2 separate regions of the Homo sapiens genome follow, and region 2 is linked to region 1. A link is a loop called in an ENCODE intact Hi-C map of the cell type or tissue named here. Cell type or tissue: GM12878. All regions are shown on one strand. Links, peaks and the distances in the headings refer to the core of each region. The heading gives the core; the rest is flanking DNA.

Region 1 (10,202 bases), core at 2,618-7,617:
CTTTGGGAGGCTGAGGCAGGCAGATCACTTGAGGCCAGGAGTTTGGGACAAGCCTGGCCAACATGGCGAAACCCCATCTCTACTGAAAGTACAAAAATTAGCCAGGCATAGTATCATATGCATGTAATCCTAGCTACTCAGGAGGCTGAGACACGAGAATTACCTGAGCCCAGGAGACAGAGGTTGCAGTGAGCTGAGATTGCCCCATTGCACTCCAGCCTGGGCGACAGAGGGAAACTCTGTCTGGAAAAAAAAAAAAGAAAGAAAGCAATTTTGTCTAGAATAGCATATTTAGCAAATAAAAAATTGTAAAACCCTTGATATAAGAAACAGTCATATCGTCATTGCATGTTTTTTATTCATTCAATTCTGCAAAGATGAATGAAAATCCAGTGTGTAGAATTTGAATAAACAGATGTATATGTTTTAAGACTTGCATTCTTAGAAATCTAATGTCAGCATTTCATTTTTCTCCTTTTCAATGATTTTCTAATATAATAAAGGCAATGTATATTAGAATATTTAAATATAATATATTCTGCTAAAACTCTGGTTTATTAGTTCATACACAACTGGCAAACAGGAATTATGTCAATATTATTCAAAAGTCACATCTGTTCTTTTGAGATTTTTTCCCCATTATTTTAACATTTTGTGCTATCAAAGACAGCAGCTAAACACAAAGTAAATGAGCACAACTGAACACATCAAGCTACAAGAGGAATTGAGTACCCTATGAAGCACCCATTCATCCTTGCTTTTCCTCTTGGCTCTGCGGCCGTGCGCCCTGTTTTGGAAGTGCTTCCTGTTTGATTCGACCTGATCTCCATTGCATTTTGCTTTTGACTTCCTAACTAAACAACCTCAACTCGTCTTATACCTTCCAACAAGCTACTGTAAACTCTTTTGCTCACAAAAAGTTCTATATATGCTGTAACATTGATTTATAGAAATTTAGCATGCCTTTTTAACTGTGCTAATATTTTTATCAAGAGTTTTAATGTTTTTGTAAGTGCTCCAATTACAAGGTTGCATAGATTTTTGAATGGGCTCCTGCTGATACCATGAGCCCTGACTCCTAGTATGTGATGCAAAACCCAAGTTTTTCAGAAATGCATATATATCATAGAAAAAATACCCATAACTGATATATAGACAGGGGTGGCAACTTTACTAAGATTAAACTATTGGTTAGTAGACAGCACCATGAAAGAAATCCTCAAATGTTAATTCAACAGTTGACACAAGAGAAACAGAATCTTGAGTATGCCAGATGGCTTATGAGTTTCGTAAATAATGTGCAAAAGACTCAAGAGGCTACCCTGAGCACATGTGTTTATATTGGCTCCTCAGGAGATGCATCAGAATGATAAAAAGTAATAAAAAGGGATAGAAATGCACTCAGGAAGATCACCGAAATAGTCTATAAGCAAACAAAAGATTGCAACACCTTTTCCCCTCACCAGTTGGTTATCTCTGGAACTTGCATTATATATTTTAGCTTTCTTTTTTGTTCTGCAGCTAAGCAATATCTTATAGCTGTCCATATTCTTAGTAGAGGATATTAAGTCCCTTGCCCTTCTCTTTATTTCTTCTTTCCCTCTTTCGTCTTTTAAATCATCAGTATTTGTATTTTTACCTAGTCAAGATTGATAGCATTTCTATTTTATTCCATAACCATAGTAAATTACGGTATTACTAAACTATTATGTGCTTTTTCTGTAGTTTGATTCTAAAAGTTCAAAATCAGTAAATAGCATTTACAACATCATAAACTGTATAACAATTCTATTCTCCTGTACTTTGAAGATTCACAGTGATTGTGTCTAATTTAGAGCTTTTTCAAACTTTTATTGTAGGTTCAGGGGTAGAGGTGCAGGTTTGTTATGAGGTTAATTCTTTCTACTTGCTTCTCAGTAAGCCTATTTAATTTGAATACAGTTTTCTTCTGTCTTTTGGGAAAGTTTCACATTCTTTCATGCTAATTGCTCTCTGTCTTTTGAAACTACTAATAGTTCATGGGCCTTCTAGATTGCTTCTGTATGTTTGTCTTTTCTCTGATCTTCTACACTTCTTTCTATATTCTCTCTCCTTTGTTCCTACATTTTAGGAGATTTTCTTAATTTATCTTTCAACTATTGTCTGAAGTTTTTGGCTATTTTATTTTCATAATGATATCTTTAATATCCGAGGGCCCTTTTTAAAACAGCTTTATTGAGATAGAACTTACATACTATAAAATTCCCCCCTTAAAGTATACAATTCAGTGGTTTTTGGTATATTCACAGAGTTGTACAACCATCAGTGTGGTATAATTTCAAAACATTTTTATTAGCCTAAAAAGAAACCCCATACCCAAATAAAAAAGATTTTATGTATCTATACATAATAGAATTTCAGCTGAACAAAATTTCCAGCTAAAAGACGTAACTGTACTTAGCTATACCAGGAAATAAAAAAAACAACAGAAATGATAATATTCAAGTAAATTCAGCAATAATTGAACTCTGTTTTTTTAATATAGTAAAACTATCATCATGTGTGGTTTTTTAAATTTAATGAAGTATAAATTTCTAGACAGTGAAAGAGCGATGGATGAGTACTAATTTATGCAGGAAAGCAAACAATACAAATCAGCTCCCACCTCGATAAGAGGCTTTTCTTGGAATATCTGAAAAGGCTCTGAGCACAGAAGGAGCTACCTGCCCATGAGCAACTCCAGCCTCAGAAGCCTCAGGGATAATAGAGGTGGATAGTGAGGAGTATAACCTACATAAAGCACATGAATCTTAAATATACGGTTCAAATAATTTTTACGTATGTATATATCCATGTACTCACCAACCAGAGCAAGGTATAAAACATGTCAAGCACTTTAGAAGACTCCCTTGTATACTTACCCAGTCGATAGTCTCCTCCTAAAGGTAAACACAACAGACCATTTTTTGTCTAGTTTTAAACTTAATATAAATGGAATCCTACATATGCATTTTTTCTTGTCTGGCTTCTTTTGTTCCAAAATCTCATTTTTTGTTGTTTCTGTGTTTTACTGCTCTATATTACCATAACAGTTTCTTTATCAATTCTACTGTTAAAACATATTTAGGTTTTATTGGCTGGGGCTATCATAAATACTGATGCTATGAACATTCTAAGACATGCCTTTCAGTGGACATAATCATTTGCTTCTATTGGATATATACACAGGTTTGGAACTATTGGATGGGTGAGTACTAGTTTTACTTGATACTGTCAGTTTTCCATGGTTGTACCAATATCCTCACACATTTTACATTTGTTTTTTGTTTTCTGTTTTTATGGTAGAGTCTCAGTGTGTAACCCAGGCTGGAGTGCAATGGTGTAATCTCAGCTCACTGCAACCTCTGCCTCCCAGGTTCAAGTGATTCTCATGGCTCAGCCTCCCAAGAAGCTGGGATTACAGGCGCCCACCACCACACCTGGCTAATTTTTGTATTTTTTTTCTTTTAGTAGAGACAGGGTTTCACCATGTTGTCCAGTTACATTTGCTTTACCGTAACGTAACATAATTTTAAAATATGCATGTAGGCCAGGCACGGTGTCTCACGCATGTAATCCCAGCACCTTGGGAGGCCGAGGTGGGCGGATCACAAGGTCAGGAGATCGAGACCATCCTGGTTAACACAGTGAAACCCCCGTCTCTACTAAAAATACAAAAAAATTAGCCAGGCGTGGTGGCGGGCGCCTGTAGTCCCAGCTACTCGGGAGGCTGAGGCAGGAGAATGGCATGAACCCGGGAGGTGGAGCTTGCAGTGAGCCGAGATCGTGCCACTGTACTCCAGCCTGGGCGACAGAGCAAGACTCCATCTCAAAAAAAAAAAAAAAAATGCATGTAATGAAGCATTACATGCATAATGTAATGTATGATTGATAAGTTTCTTTCATGGCATTTTATGCTGGGTAGCCAAAAGTCTAATGAGTAAAAAAAAAAAATCAACAGAAACCACATTGCCACATTACCATACTATTAATATGCACTTTCATTTTTCTTATTGATTGTTTATTTATCTACTTACTTTCTTACCTTATTATATAGAAAAAAGTTGGAAAGGCAAGACAACAATTTAAGAAAAAAGGTTACTTTGAAGAACAGAATGGTGGGGTCAGGGAAGAGAGGAAGTTTACATTCATTTTTTATTTTATATATGTTGTCATTTGAATTTTCCATAAGCTTGTGCTAGTATAACTTTTGAAATATTGTCTAGGTTCTGACATAAAATAATATGTCTCATGTAGAATGGACAGATGTGTATTTTTCTCTGGGAAACTTGACTTTATTACTATCACTATTTGTACAATGCGTTCAACAGATAAATAAATAGAAGAGAAATAATAACTGCCTACACTTCTTACCTCAATGGGGTTTAAACAAGAAAGAAATATGGTTAACATGCATATTTAAGTCAGCCATAAGAAAAAAATATCCTGCTCATAAAGACTATTAGATACTGAAACAATTTATTAAAGGGGGAAGTGGGATGAAATTATACATCTCCCACAGGGATTTGGAGGACTATATATACAGCCAACCATATAGTGAAAGTTGGATAAAGCCCAGCTGGGAATTGATGTCCATTTTCATAGCACCATAAATACTGAAGGTTTTCTGGGACATCCTTTAAGTAGTATAGGTTTCTGGTTACACAATTTTTTTAGCTCTACAGCATTACAAAGGTAGAATAAGAAACTAATGTGAAAAGAGCACTTTAATTACATGAATCAATTCAAATGGGTTTAAAATTCAGAAATCTGCTGAAAGATCTATTTCAAGGCTACCATGGAATAAGGTGTAACTGCTGCAGGATCCGGAGTCATGAACAGAAAATAAACAGCTCTCTCCGAAGTTATACAAAACAGTGAAACATAAAACCATCAGAAACATTTACAGTTTAGCTTTCTTTGGAAATGCAGCCTTCTTGAGGCTAACTTAAACACTACCTCAACATTTATAAACTCAGCAGATAACATGGCACATAATAGGTAGATTGCCTCTGTTATCCAGGGGCAAATTACCAGGCTGCCAGGGAAACCACTTTCTTGGTGGATCCACTCTGACTTGGAAAGGAATTTCTGCTCTTAAGGGTGCCTCTAAATAAATTCCCACCTACAGTCATGGGCCTTCTCCCCATATCATTCTCTCAGGATTTAAAAACTGCTAGCCATATTATCATGTTGAGGATCCCTTATATTGAGAAAATTTAAGAAGACTGATAAGAAAGATGGCTGACTAGAGTTGCCTCATGTTCATCTCCCCAACAAAAAAGAACCAAAACAATAAAAAACAACTAAATTTCAAGCAGAATGACTAAAGGAGAGCGCTGAAGTACAGTACAGCAAGGGAGTGGTGGAAACCATGTGGGGCACAAAAACTCAGAGGATGTCACATAAAGAAACACCTTCCCATTCCCCTAGTCAGGATCTGCTCAGAACCAGAATGGACTTCTCCTTGAGGGGAAAGGGTAAGCTGGAGGCCTCCAGCAGCCCCCACAACCACTGCAGATATCTGCAATCTTTGCTACCAGAGAACATTGCAGTCCTCACAGGTCATGAGCCCAGTTAGGGAGCTGCCTAGAGTTCACATGGCTGTACTACTTCAGAAAAGGAACTCACATTCTGTCCCACCACCCACCACCTCCCCACAACCCCGTGGCCCAAGCTGCTTTGCACAGCACCATCTTGAAACTAGAGCCTCTGCTAGAGTGTACCCTTCTCTGGGGGAAGAGTAGCCACTGCATCCCATCATCCCTGAGGCTCTGCCATTGTTGCACCACATTCACGTACACAGAAGCAGACCATTCCCTAGCCAAACCACTGAAGCTTGCACCCCACTGAGGTAAAGTTCCCTAAGGGGCACTCCATCTCCTGGATCCCAGCTGTTGCTGTATGGTGCCCCATTTCCAGGCTACTAAGAGCTTAGCCCAGGGGAATACCTGCACTCCTGGCACCTGAGCCAATCTGGTGCCTTGACCCCCAGAAATCTGAGCTTCAGCCTAGTGGAGCGGCCATGCACCCTGGTGCCTAAGCTGATGTAGCACCCAGCTCCTCAGGGACACAAAGCCCTAGCCCAGCAGAGTAGGTATATGTTCTAACCCCCAAGGACCTGAATCCAGACTTCAGAGAAACCACAGGGCCCCCCAGCATCCCAGCCTCTGGGACCTAGAACCTGGTCCCAGTAGAGCTGCACCGTCTCCCAGTACCTCACTCCCCAAGGACCTGGAGCTCCTGCACAGCAGAGCAGCTATATACCCCATGCTCCCTAGTTAATAAAGGAAACCAGGGCCCTGGCCCAGCAGAGCAGCTATGCCCCCAGGCACCTGAGATAATGTGGTACCCTGTTCCAAGGGAAACAGAGCTTTGGCTGAGCTGTGGCACCCTACTCTGGGCCAGTCACAGCACCCTGACTCCCTGGATGCAGACAAGCCCTTTGGAGTCTGAGCTGTTGAGGTACCCTGCCTCTCTGGGAAGTTGAGTCATTGTTGCCCTTCTCCCTGCACCCTGAAACAAAGCTAAAGTTGTGTACCCCCATTCCTGGGCCCTTGGTGCTACTGCACTTGGCCTCACAGAGCCGATGTCACTACCATGTCCCAGCATCCCAGAGTCCAGAGTCACCACTATGTGGCATCCTCTCTCCTAGTGCCTGGGAAGTTACTGTGCCCTGTTGGCTCTGGAATCCAAATTTCAGCTGTGCTCTGCTCCCCAGGGCCTGACGTTCTAGAACACCCCTTCTCCCCTGGTGCCATGACAGCTCTGTGCCCTGACCCCTAGGACCAGAGTCACAGACATAAACCTGTCCCCGGGTCTAAGCTACTAGGGAGTGCCTCACACTCACAGTCCCCAACTTTGTGGGAGAGTTTCATCTACCTGTGCTTCAGTTAGTGAACCTGTGCCCACATCACAGGTGTCACAGTAGTTCAGCAAAACACTGAGTTCTGAACCCCAGCTCCACAGCCACTCCAATCACCTGTGCCCTAGAACACAGCACCACTATCACTGCCTGTGGACCATGTCAGACCTGGCACCAAGAAGGATACGCTCAGCTAAGTCTCCCAACTGTGGGGAAAAAGAGAATAGAAAAACCCTACCCTTACCACTGGGAACCCTAACCTACAGTGCCACCACTGTTGCCAAAAACTCCTGCAGCCTAGGCCACTGACACACCTATAATCATCACTGACATTGATCACAGCTGAAGAAGCTACACAGAGAGTCTGTACCCGCCCAGAACCAGAGTCAATGCACCCTGCACAAGTTACACCCTAAAACTCACCTGCAGGTGAAAGTCTCTCCCTACAAAAGCCACTCTATAAATTGGGAAGAGACAACCATTCTACCAGATACACAGACATCACCACAGTGACACTAAAACATTTAAAAAGCAAGTAAACATGATGCCACCAAAGGAAAACAATTGTTCTCCAATAATTGACTCCAAAAAAATGGAAATTTATGAATTGCCTAAAAAGAAATTCAAAATAGTAATCTTAAAGAGACTTAGCAAGATAAAAGAGAATATAAATAGACAATTGAATTAAACCAGAAAATAATTCATGATCTGAATTAGAAATTCAACAAAGAGATAAAAATCATAAAAAAGGACCAAACAGAATTCTTGGAGCTGCAGAATTCAATGAATTAAAAAAATATAATTGGGCTGGGAAAGGTAGGTCATGCCTGTAATCCCACCACTTTGGGAGGCCAAGGCAGGAGGGCTGCTTGAGCCCAGGAGTTCCACGCCAGCCTGGGCAACACAGCAAGACCCTGTCTCTAAAATAATAATAATAAACTATAAAAAAAATTAAAGAAATAATTGAGAGTTTCAACAGCAGACCAGATCAAGCAGAAGAAAGAATCTGTGAACTCGAAGACAGTTCTTTTGAAATAAATCCATCAGAGGAAACAAAAGAAAAAATATTGAAAAAGAGTTTAGAAAGCCTGTGGGACTTATAGAGTAGCATTAACCATATAAATATTCTCATTATGGTAATTCCAGAAGGATAAGGAATGGAGAAAGGCATAGAAGCTTATTTGATGAAATAATTACTGAAAACTTCTCAAGTCTTAGGAAAGATAGGGACATCTAGGTCCATGAAACTATAAAGTCCCCAAAAAGGTTCAATCTAAAAAGGACCTAAACAAGGCACACTACAAAAACAAAAACAATTGTAAAAGCAGCAAAAGAAAAGAATCAAGTGACATACAAGGGAATCCCCATCAGATTACCAGCGAATTTCTAAACAGAAACTTTGCAGGCAAGGAGATAATGGGATGATATATTCAAAGTGCTGAAAGGAAAAATATGAAAAAAACAAAACAAAACCGTTAGTGAAGAATACTACACCCAGCAAAGCTTTCCTTCAGGAATGAAGGAGAAATAATATTTTCCCCAGATAAGCAAAAGCTGAGGGAATTCATCATTACTAAACCAGCTTCAGAAGAAATGCTTAGGAAAGTTCTTCAGCTGGAAATGAAAGGATAATTACTCTCATAAAAACATATCAAAGTATAAAACTCACTGGTAGAGGTAAATAATTCAAATTCAGAATACACCATTACTATAATGGTGGTGTGTAAATATTTCAAACTTCTACTATGAAAGTTAAAAGTCAAAATATTCAAAAACAAAAATAGTTACACCAACTTGTTAAGAAATACACAATATTAAAAGATGCAAATTCTGACATCAAAAATATAAATTGTGGGGGATAGGGAGTAAAAGTCCAGACTACTTTTATGTGACCAAAGTTAAACCATTATCAAGTTAAAATAAATGGTCTGACTGGGCATGGTGGCTCATGCCTGTAATCCCAGCACTTTGGGAGGCCGAGGCAGGTGGATCCCCTGAGATCAGGAGTTTGAGACCAGCCTGACCAACATGGTGAAACCCTGTATCTACTAAAAACACAAAAACTTAGCCAGGCATGGTGGCAGGCGCCTGTAATCCCAGCTACTCGGGAGGCTGAGGCAGGAGAATAGCTTGAACCTGGGAGACAGAGGCTGCAGTGAGCCAAGATGGCACCATTGCACTCCAGCCTGGGCAACAAGAGTGAAACTCAGTCTCAAAAACAAACAAACAACAACAACAAAAAAAATGGTCTTATTATGACAGCAAGATGTTTTGTGTAAGCCTCAAGATAAAAGATAACCACAGAGCAGAAAACTATGGCAGATACACAAATGAGAAAAAGAAAAGGAATCAAGGCTTAGTACTAAAGAAAACTACTAAATCACAGAAGCAAACAATAAGAGAAGAGAGGAAAAAATGATCTAAAAACAACCAGAAAACAATTAACAAAATGGCAATAGTAAACACTTGCCTATCAATAACAATCTTAAATATAAATGGATTAAAGTCACCAATCAGAAGATATAGAGTGGCTGAATGGAAAACAACAACAACAAGATCAAACTCTATGCTGCCCACAAAAGACCCATTTTAGCTTTAAGGACACACTTAGGCTGAAAGCAAAGAGAAGGAAGAAGATAATTCCTGTAAAAAGTAACAACAACAACAAAAAAAGCAGGGGTAGCTATACTTAGATAAAATAGACTTCAAGTCAAAAACTGGTACAAGAGACAAAGGTTAATATTTAATGTTAAAGAGGTCAATTCATCAAGAGGACATAACAATTATAAATATATACGCACCCAACATTGGAGCACCTAAATGTATAAAACAAATATTAACCGTCATGAAGAATAAATAGATAGCAATACAATAATAAGAGTTCAATACCCCCATTTGAACAATGGGTAAGTCAACCACATCAAAAATTAATAAGGAAATACTGGACTTGAACCACTCTTTAGATCAAATGGACCTAACACATTTATATAGAACTTTCCATCTAACAGCAACAGAATAATATTCTTTAGCACACATAAAACATTCTCCAAGATACACTATATGTGAGGCCACAGTATAGGTCTTAACAAACTTAAGAAGATCACAGTCATATCAAGTATTGATTCTAACCAAAGTGGTGAGAAACCAGAAATCAGTAATAGGAGAAATATTGCAAAAAAAATCACAAATATATGAAAATTACACAACATGCTCCTGAACAAACATGGGTCAAGAAAGAAATCAAAAGAAAAATTTAAAAATATCTTGAGACAAACAACAATGGAAACAAAATGTATCTTACCCTATAGGTGAAGCAATA
Region 2 (10,202 bases), core at 3,679-8,678, 49 kb before region 1:
ACTCAAACAAATTTACAAGAAAAAAACAAACAACCCCATCAAAAAGTGGGCCAAGGAGATGAACAGACACTTCTCAAAAGAAGACATTTATGCAGCCAAAAAAACACATGAAAAAATGCTCATCACCACTGGCCATCAGAGAATGCAAATCAAAACCACAATGAGATACCATCTCACACCAGTTAGAATGGCGATCATTAAAAAGTCAGGAAACAACAGGTGCTGGAGAGGATGTGGAGAAATAGGAACACTTTTACACTGTTGGTGGGATTGTAAACTAGTTCAACCATTGTGGAAGTCAGTGTGGCGATTCCTCAGGGATCTAGAACTAGAAATACCATTTGACCTAGCCATCCCATTACTGGGTATATACCCAAAGGATTAGAAATCATGCTGCTACAAAGACACATGCACATGTATGTTTATTGCGGCACTATTCACAATAGCAAAGACTTGGAACCAACCCAAATGTCCAACAATGATAGACTGGATTAAGAAAATGTGGCACATATACACCATGGAATACTATGCAGCCACAAAAAAGGATGAGTTCATGTTCTTTGTAGGGACATGGATGAAGCTGGAAACCATCATTCTCAGCAAACTATCGCAAGGACAAAAAACCAAACACCGCATGTTCTCACTCATAGGTGGGAATTGAACACTGAGAACGCATGGACACAGGAAGGGTAGCATCACACACTGGGGACTGTTGTGGGGTGGGGGGAGGGGGAAGGATAGCATCAGGAGCTATACCTAATGCTAAATGACGAGTTAATGGGTACAGCACACTAACATGGCACATATATACATATGTAACAAACCTGCACGTTGTGCACATGTACCCTAAAAGTTAAAGTATAATAATAAAATTTAAAAAAAAGATATGCAATATCTGAATCAGGTATTGAAATCAGATATTCAATACCTCAGATCTCTGAGGTATAATTTTGAAATAAAATTAGATGAAAATGCCTCACTAACTATAAAGAACTATACATACATCAAACCAATATGTACACTGTATTGTATGCTTCTTATAGGTCAGGCATATTCCAAGTGAAGTGAAAGCACAAATAAATAAGTTATAAAATGTCAGTCTAACAGTATGGGTATAGTTGTGCCAGAGTGAGATGGATGCAAATAAGCCATGCTACAACTGATAGGTATTATTATAGGTATATGCATAAGGGACTATGGCATACTAAGAAAGGAACCATTCATGTGTTAAGTAGGATATATATCCCTTATAAATTGAAAACTAGTTTTTTAAAAAAAAACCCTTCTTAATACTGAACAAAGTGTTTCAGACCTAACAGATGCTCACGATCTGTGCTGACTATAATCCTTATTATTTAACTTGCTCGTCCCTACTCACTAGATAATGCAAGCCGCACAACAGCACAGATTTTGTTTTTCTTGTTCATGGATTCAGCCTTGCTGTCAAAGCATGGCGTCTGGTGTCTAATAGGTGGCTCGATAAATATTGATTGAATGAATGGATTTTATGTTCTGGTTACATAAGAAATCATCTCCATTTGGAGGTCATTTCATAAGCTCTCCTACAAAAGCAAAATGTCTTCACTTCTAAACTTTAGTCTATATTTTCTCTTTTTTTACTGTATTATTTTATCATGCTAATCAGAAACACACTCAATTATTCCTATACCCAATCAATATATGAATTATTCTTAAGGAGAATTTAAATCAGGTGGGTGCCATTAAAAACTATCCTGGTCAATAGAGAAGAGTGCTGATGGTGTATGCCTTGGTTGATAAATTCATCATATTTAAATAGGCAGCTTTCCTCTAAAATGTTATGTTTATGAGATTACTGCTAATATACTTTTTTCTTTTCTTTTTCTCACTAAGGCTATAATCCCTTAAAAAATGTAGTACCAAGAAGAAAACAAATCCATCAAATAAAACTTACCTAAAAAAATTAAACAAAAAATGTTATATATATATTAAAGTTTCATGTAATTATCTTCCTTTTAGTCTCAAAACACCTTGATGTACTCTACATGTACAGATTTTATGTCTTTGTACTTTATAATGTTTTTTCTATCAAAACCAACGTTAAAGAATACAAAACAAAAACTAGTGGGTATCATATATTCAATAAGACAGAAGAGAAATTCTATATTTTTCAACAAAAATTAGTAACAAGAAATGCCAAACCCAAATATTTCCAGTTTATTTCCCTACTTTTTTCTATTTAAAAATTATGAATCCAGAATGTTGCAAGGAAAACAAACTTTAAATACTTACTAATATATAAAACAAAACAGCAACCAAAACAAAACAGTTCACTTACAAAAAGAAAAAAGGCTGCACCATCCCTATGTGGACGAACTACTCAAAGGAATCTTTTGTATTCTCTAGTAAAACTACAATAAAGATTTTTTTTAATCACATGGATGGATAACAATAGAAAGCTCCACGTGGAAGGGTGATAATCTATCAATTTTTAACACATATTTTTCCCCTGGAATAAGCTTTTTGGCAATTTTGTTTTGCTTATTTACAAAATCAGGAGACAAAAAAACAAGACTAGTATTCTTGCATTTTATGTTAGGAAAGATGCCTGTTAAAAACATACAGTACAACCAGTATGTAATTGCCCAGCTGTGGATTTCTTTTTCTGCACAGGACATGAAATATCATAAATTACTCTAGAAGAAATAGTTCCAGAATGTTTATAAAATTACACTGCAACACAATACTGCAAGTCATAAGCTAGTTCTGCTCCCACTGGACAGCCTTGAGTAAAGAAAGAAAGAGCTGAGGAAAGCCACATATTCCTCCTAAAGTATGTCCATCTTTAGGAGATTCGGATCATTCGACATTCATCACTTCAAGCATCAACACATTCTGGAGAAAAAAACCAGACAGACTTAACAGGTTCTGCTCAGCACTCTTCTACATCTTCCACCTGTCCACTTCTGCTGTGAGTCCTTTAACTTCAAAGTAAAGAATGAGAAGAACAGAGGGAGATAGCAAGGCATAGACTTTCCAGAGATCATGGAGAAATCCATGCGCTAGCCCAACACTCCTGTCTAGTCTCAGGCACCCACTAATGTTAAGCTAACCTCTAGCACTCTCGGAATCCTTAAGTCAGAAATACTCTAGGTATTCTGCCAGCCTAGGCATAGGCTTCTTTCAGAAAAGCACACCTTTAGGCACATTAGACCTAAATGCCCTGTGAACAGACATAAGCAAGACTTGGTTTCTCCAAGGCTAATGCTAAAAAGAAAAAAAAATCAATTAGTGTTATGTCCTTTTATTCTTAGGAACCTAGGTGTTTAACAAAGAAAAAAAAAATCCTAGCACCACTGGGGTAGTTGTCATGGTACAAACAGCTAGAGGGAGTGGCTCAGGATGGAAGATTCAGTTAGTGTAGGGAAGCACAAACCACTGTTATTTCCCTTTTGGTCATGCAAGAATAACCAGAATGGTTGTATCCTCCTTGTTTTTCACAAAATGAAGACCCACCCATATGCGCCTTCAGTCACTGGCATAAGGTGTGTATTTGAAACTTTTTTAGTAAACCCATGAAATGGTAAGAACCAAAATTGTTAGCCTTAAACTTACTTTGCCTGATTACTAACTCTGGTTTCCAGCTGGAATAACACATGATATCATTGCTTCTAAAGCAAGGCCAGTTAAAAAGCACTGGTTTACATAGCCTATATATTCGACTCTCATTTTCTGATCAGATGCTTGGCACAGATTCACCTAACTCCAAATCTGGCCATATGCCTACCCTGGGCAAAGGAACAAAAGTTCATGGTGTTATTTTCTTTTTTCTATTTGTCTCTCTTTCATTATTCAAAAATACAATACTTTAATGTGATAAGGGAGAAGAACTACATTAAAATAACTATTCTGCAAGAAGAAATGAAATTGAGATGATATATCCTTATGGAGAAATGTGTAGGTCTCATGAGTGTCCAATTAAAAGCTTACTGAGGAGTAAAACTCAAGATAAAAATTTAACGTGAATGCCAAATTTATAGATATATCAAAGAAAAACAAACTAATGGGAAACAATGCATTTCAGTAATCCCAGTACTCATAAAAAAAGTTATCAATTAAATGCAGAATCTAGGACTTATTTTTCTCACAGAAGCAATACTAGAAAAGCAGGACTCAGATACTCATACCAGCCTATAAAATCCTACTTTGTCCTGTATCTTTGAAAAATGGCACAAGTAGTAGTAATGTACTGATAAATCCACATTACAAAAGAAATTGTATGCACATCCAAAAAAAAATATTTGTTTCAGTTTGACAATGTTACTGTCTAGCAGACAGCATGTGCTCAATACATTGTTATTACACAGACTGAAACAGAATACTTTGGAAAAGGCTTTTCAGCTTTTCCCCTCCACTATTTGGAAGTGACACCTCTCTTGGCAAAGAACTTGAGGGAGGAGCTTCCCTGGAGAGGAGAGAAGGTGATGGAGAGATTTATATTTCTTGGAAGTAGTAAAGTTTATTAATTCTCTCTATAAATAATACAGTATCCCCCAGGTATTCTGAATGATTTTAAAAAATGGGGACTGGAGGACAGAGGTTTTGTCAATTAAATAAAAGTGTCTAATCATATGAATGTCTGAGGAGCCAACATGTTAGGCAGCTCAGATCTCTTTAATTCCTAATGTTCTTTATCTGGGACTTTTTTGATACATTTCTTTGGAAAATTTAAAAATTTTAAAAATTTAGGTTTGCACCAAAGTAAGTGAAATATTCATACACTACTTCCAAACACCCAGAATCTGGCGACGTTTAAGAGCACAAGCATCAAGATAATTCATTATTTTGATCACTTCCTTAGCAGGTCATAAAATGATCAGAATTACAAGGCTCACAGCACGAACTCCTGTGATGAATATTGCAACAAAAGGTGACCATATTAATTGGAATGTAGTTCACCTACTATCACAGAGATCCAAAATTACAGTGCCTTAAGCAAGATAGGAATGTATGTCTTACTCACACAAAGTGAAAATAGGTGATCCTGGGCTGGTATGGTGTTTCCACCATCATGAGATAACCGACCACGGTCTTCCCATCTTTTGCTCAAACATCCCCAACACACAGCTTCCTCTATGATCCAAGATGGCCACTCCTGCTCCTGCCATTCTGGCTGCATTTCAGCAAGCAGGAAGAAAGGGGATAAGGGAAGACATGTGCCTGCCCTTTAAATGCACAGCCTGAACCTGGCCCACATCACATCTACATAGGTCTCATTTGCCAGAACCTGGTCTCATCTAGTTGGAAGGGTAACTGGGAAGCACATTCATTACTTGGGGTGGCCATGTGCTATGCAAAAAGGTGAGAACAGGTGGTAAGAACATAAAGAAGCCTCTCTGTCCTAACAGCCACAATGAGATATCTCTCCAGACTCTGGTAAACCATGTAAACATTTATCAATTTATGGCAGGTACCAATCTGTGGCAAGTAAATTCCATGTTTATAACAAACTACTCCAATTCCCATGAGTGGGAAGTTATGCCTGCTACTACAAATGTGAAAATGAAGATTCTACATTTGAGGACATACTCATGAATAAAGTACCCAAGGTCTCTGCTCTCACTTATCTTATATTCTAGCAGAGAGAGATAAAGTAAACAAAATAATGTCAATAAACGAGAAGTAAATATAAAACAACAGTGGCTCCAAGCTATTCAGGGAAGTCCTCCTTGAGAAGCCCACAATTGAGTTTTGATCTGAGCCAGCTATGTGAAGAGAAAGTAGCAATTGTAAATGCTCTGAGATTCCCCATTTGTCAAGATCAAAGTTACCTCAGCTCTAGTTTTCTGTATGTAAGCCTGATATGTGTGGAAGAGGAAATGAAAGTATGAGCATGCGTGTGTGTGCATACGTGTGTGCATACATACGTGTGTGCATACATATGTGTGTATAAGGACAAAAAGGGAAATCTATAACACTAACACTGGAGTAAATACTGAATAACCAAGAATAATGTAGAACACTCTAAAGCCTGGGGCAATCTATGGACTGAGGAGGATAAAAAAGCAAATGGTTAGAGAAGTTGAGAGGCACAGTAGAAACTTTGTATTCTGTGATGGTTAATATTGAGTGTAAACTTGGATTGAAGGATACGAAGTATTGATTCTGGGTGTGTAAGTGAGGGTATTGGTAAAAGAGATTAACATTTGAGTCAGTGGGTTGGGGAAGGCAGATCCACCCTTAATCTGGTGGGCACAATCTAATCAGCTGCCAGCGAATATAAAGCAGGCAGAAAAACATTAAAAATAGAGACGGGCCTAGCCTCTCAGCCTACATCTTTCTCCCATGCTGGAAGCTTCTTGCCCTCGAACATCGAACTCTCAAGTTCTTCAGTTTTGGGACTCAGACTGGCTCTCCTTGCTCCTCCACTTACAAGGTCTCCACTATTGTGAGACCTTGTGATTGTGTAAGTTAATACTAAAGTGGAGTTTATTAAGCATATGTAAGTGTGTGTGTATATATATATGATATATTTATTAGGATATATATATCACACATATATAAGGATATATATATATATATATCCCATTAGTTCTGTCCCTCTAAGAGAACCTTGACTAATACATATTCAAAAGCTATTTTTCTTAGTTGTTTTAAATGGTGCTTCTTGTTATATAAAGTTAACTAACTTTGAGTATATTGTTCTAACTAAATTGCAGTTCAAAATGAATAATCAGCAGTTATGAATAAAATGTCTGGCATGTTTTTTTTTAATCAAAATGAGTTCTATGCAAAACAGGTTTAAAAATAAGCAAATACAGTAATTATATATTTATATATTTATATTGCTTTAAAAATAATAATTACAGGGTTATTTTAACTAGGATAATCTGTCATGATTTCTAACTACTTAAAGTCACTGTTTTATTTATTTATTTATTTATTTATTTATTTATTTATTTATTTATTTTTTATTGATAATTCTTGGGTGTTTCTCACAGAGGGGGATTTGGCAGGGTCATAGGACAATAGTGGAGGGAAGGTCAGTAGCTAAACAAGTGAACAAAGGTCTCTGGTTTTCCTAGGCAGAGGACCCTGCGGCCTTCCGCAGTGTTTGTGTCCCTGGGTACTTGAGATTAGGGAGTGGTGATGACTCTTAACGAGCATGCTGCCTTCAAGCATCTGTTTAACAAAGCACATCTTGCACCGCCCTTAATCCATTCAACCCTGAGTGGACACAGCACATGTTTCAGAGAGCACAGGGTTGGGGGTAAGGTCATAGATCAACAGGATCCCAAGGCAGAAGAATTTTTCTTAGTACAGAACAAAATGAAAAGTCTCCCATGTCTACTTCTTTCTACACAGACACGGCAACCATCCGATTTCTCAATCTTTTCCCCACCTTTCCTGCCTTTCTATTCCACAAAGCCGCCATTGTCATCCTGGCCCGTTCTCAATGAGCTGTTGGCTACACCTCCCAGACGGGGTGGTGGCCGGGCAGACGGGCTCCTCACTTCCCAGTAGGGGGCGGCCGGGCAGAGGCGCCCCTCACTTCCCGGATGGGGGGTCTGGCCGGGCGGGGGGGCTGACCCCCCCACCTCCCTCCCGGACGGGCGGCTGGCCGGGCGGGGGGCTGACCCCCACCTCTCTCCCAGATGGGGCGGCTGGCCGGGCAGAGGGGCTCCTCACTTCCCAGTAGGGGCGGCCGGGCAGAGGCGCCCCTCACCTCCCGGACGGGGCGGCTGGCCGGGCGGGGGGCTGACCCCCCCACCTCCCTCCCGGACGGGGCGGCTGGCCGGGCAGAGGGGCTCCTCACTTCCCAGTAGGGGCGGCCAGGCAGAGGCGCCCCTCACCTCCCGGACGGGGCGGCTGGCCGGGCGGGGGGCTGACCCCCCCACCTCCATCCCGGACGGGGCGGCTGGCCGGGCAGAGGGGCTCCTCACTTCCCAGTAGGGGCGGCCGGGCAGAGGCGCCCCCCACCCATCTCCCTCCCTGACGGGGCGGCTGGCCTGGCGGGGGGCTGACCCCCCCACCTCCCTTCCGGACGGGGCGGCTGGCCGGGCGAGGGGCTGACCCCCCCACCTCCCTCCCGGACGGGGCGGCTGGCCGGGCAGGGGGCTGATCCCCCCACCTCCCTCCAAGATGGGGTGGCTGGCCGGGCGGGGGGCTGACCCCCCCACCTCCCTCCCGGATGGGGCGGCTGGCCGGGCAGAGGGGCTCCTCACTTCCCAGTAGGGGTGGCCGGGCAGAGGTGCCCCTCACCTCCCAGACGGGGTGGCTGGCCGGGCGGGGGGCTGACCCCCCCACCTCCCTCCCGGACGGGGCGGCTGGCCGGGCAGAGGGGCTCCTCACTTCCCAGTAGGGGCGGCCAGGCAGAGGCGCCCCTCACCTCCTGGACGGGGCAGCTGGCCGGGTGGGGGCTGACCCCCCCACCTCCCTCCTGGACGGGGCGGCTGGCCGGGCGGGGGCTGATGCCCCCACCTCCCTCCCGGACAGGGCGGCTGGCCTGGCGGGGGGCTGACCCCCCTACCTCCCTCCCGGATGGGCGGCTGGCCGGGCAGGGGGCTGACCCCCCCACCTCCCTCCCGGATGGGGCGGCTGGTGGGGCGGGGGCTGACCCCCCCACCTCCCTCCCGGATGGGGTGGCTGCCGGGCGGAGACGCTCCTCACTTCCCAGATGGGGCGGCTGCCGGGCGGAGGGGCTCCTCACTTCCCAGACGGGGCGGCTGCCAGGCGGAGGAGCTCCTCGCTTCTCAGACGGGGTGGCCGGGCAGAGATGCTCCTCACCTCCCAGACGGGGTTGCGGCCGGGCAGAGGTGCTCCTCACATCCCAGACGGGGCGGCGGGGCAGAGGCGCTCCCCACATCTCAGACGATGGGCGGCCGGGCAGAGACGCTCCTCACTTCCTAGATGTGATGGCGGCCGGGCAGAGGTGCTCCTCACTTCCTAGGTGGGATGGCGGCCGGGCGGAGACGCTCCTCACTTTCCAGACTGGGCAGCCAGGCAGAGGGGCTCCTCACATCCCAGATGATGGGCGGCCAGGCAGAGATGCTCCTCACTTCCCAGACGGGGTGGCGGCCGGGCAGAGGCTGCAATCTCGGCACTTTGGGAGGCCAAGGCAGGCGTCTGGGAGGTGGAGGTTGTAGCGAGCCGAGATCACGCTACTGCACTCCAGCCTGGGCACCATTGAGCACTGAGTGAACGAGACTCCATCTGCAATCCCAGCACCTCAGGAGGCCGAGGCTGGTGGATCACGTGCGGTTAGGGGCTGGAGACTGGCCTGGCCAACACAGCGAAACCCCGTCTCCACCAAAACCAGTCAGGCGTGGCGGCGCGAGTCTGCAATCGCAGGCACTCGGCAGGCTGAGTCAGGAGAGTCAGGCAGGGAGGTTGCAGTGAGCCGAGATGGCAGCAGTACAGTCCAGCTTTGGCTCAGCATGAGAGGGAGACCGTGGAAAGAGAGGGAGAGGGAGACCATGGAAAGAGAGGGAGAGGGAGACCGTGGGGAGAGTGAGAGGGAGAGGGAGAGGGAGAGGAGGGAGAGGAGGGAGAGGGAGAGGGAGAGGGAGAGGGAGAGAGCGTCCCCAATCTTTTAAGTCAAAGTCACTGTTTTAATAAGACGGAGTTTCGCTCTTGTTGCCCAAGCTGGAGTGCAATGGCTGGATCTCAGCTCACCGCAACCTCTGCCTCCTGGGTTCAAGTGATTCTCCTGCCTTAGCCTCATGAGTAGCTGGGATTACAGGCATGTGCCACCACACCCAGCTAATTTTGTATTTTTTAGTAGAGACGGGTTTTTCCATGTTCGTCAGGCTGGTCCTGAACTCCTGACCTCAGGTGATCCCAGCCTCCCAAAGTGCTGGGATTACAGGCATGAGGCACCATGCCCGGCCTTTGTTTAACACTTAAAATATTATGCTACTTACATTTCACTGTATAGACCCAAGCTAAATTAAGACATTCTCGAGCTATCAGCAATCCACTCATAAAAATCTTCCTAGCCTAAGATCTCATAATGTCAGCCTAAAAGGTCATTCCCAAAGCATCCCTCAGTCCTAGACTACATTGGGAGAAAGTTCAGTGTTGCTGAAATAATCATGATATATTCTCAGCATATTCAAGCAGTCACAAAGGTATCTGATAAAAGATCACCCTCCTTAACTTATGAAAGGTGCTACAATGGGTTGACTACAACAAGTGAACAACTTTTTGTCATACTCAGGGCC

What was found. A loop is a pair of places that touch in the nucleus more often than their neighbours do. Peaks named below come from ENCODE experiments on the same cell type or tissue, not always from the same donor. Only the 100,000 strongest peaks of a DNase experiment are listed, where the experiment ranks them.
Region 2: it touches region 1 in a loop (1.9-fold over the local background); 2 of 110 quality-filtered maps call a loop at or near these places.

The regions. Positions count from the first base shown.
Region 1 is chr4:53,280,270-53,290,471 of GRCh38, forward strand. The region is part of intron 3 of SCFD2 (sec1 family domain containing 2); the gene reads right to left. Among named protein-coding and RNA genes, the nearest start is that of SCFD2, 81 kb to the right of the region's middle. In GM12878, for the core only: no CTCF peak of the experiment used is centred there; no DNase peak of the experiment used is centred there.
Region 2 is chr4:53,229,907-53,240,108 of GRCh38, forward strand. All of the region lies in intron 4 of SCFD2 (sec1 family domain containing 2), which reads right to left. Among named protein-coding and RNA genes, the nearest start is that of SCFD2, 130 kb to the right of the region's middle. RefSeq lists enhancers at 6,860-7,371, 7,372-7,883. In GM12878, for the core only: no CTCF peak of the experiment used is centred there; a DNase peak (open chromatin) is centred at 5,815; H3K27ac peaks cover 1,290 bases.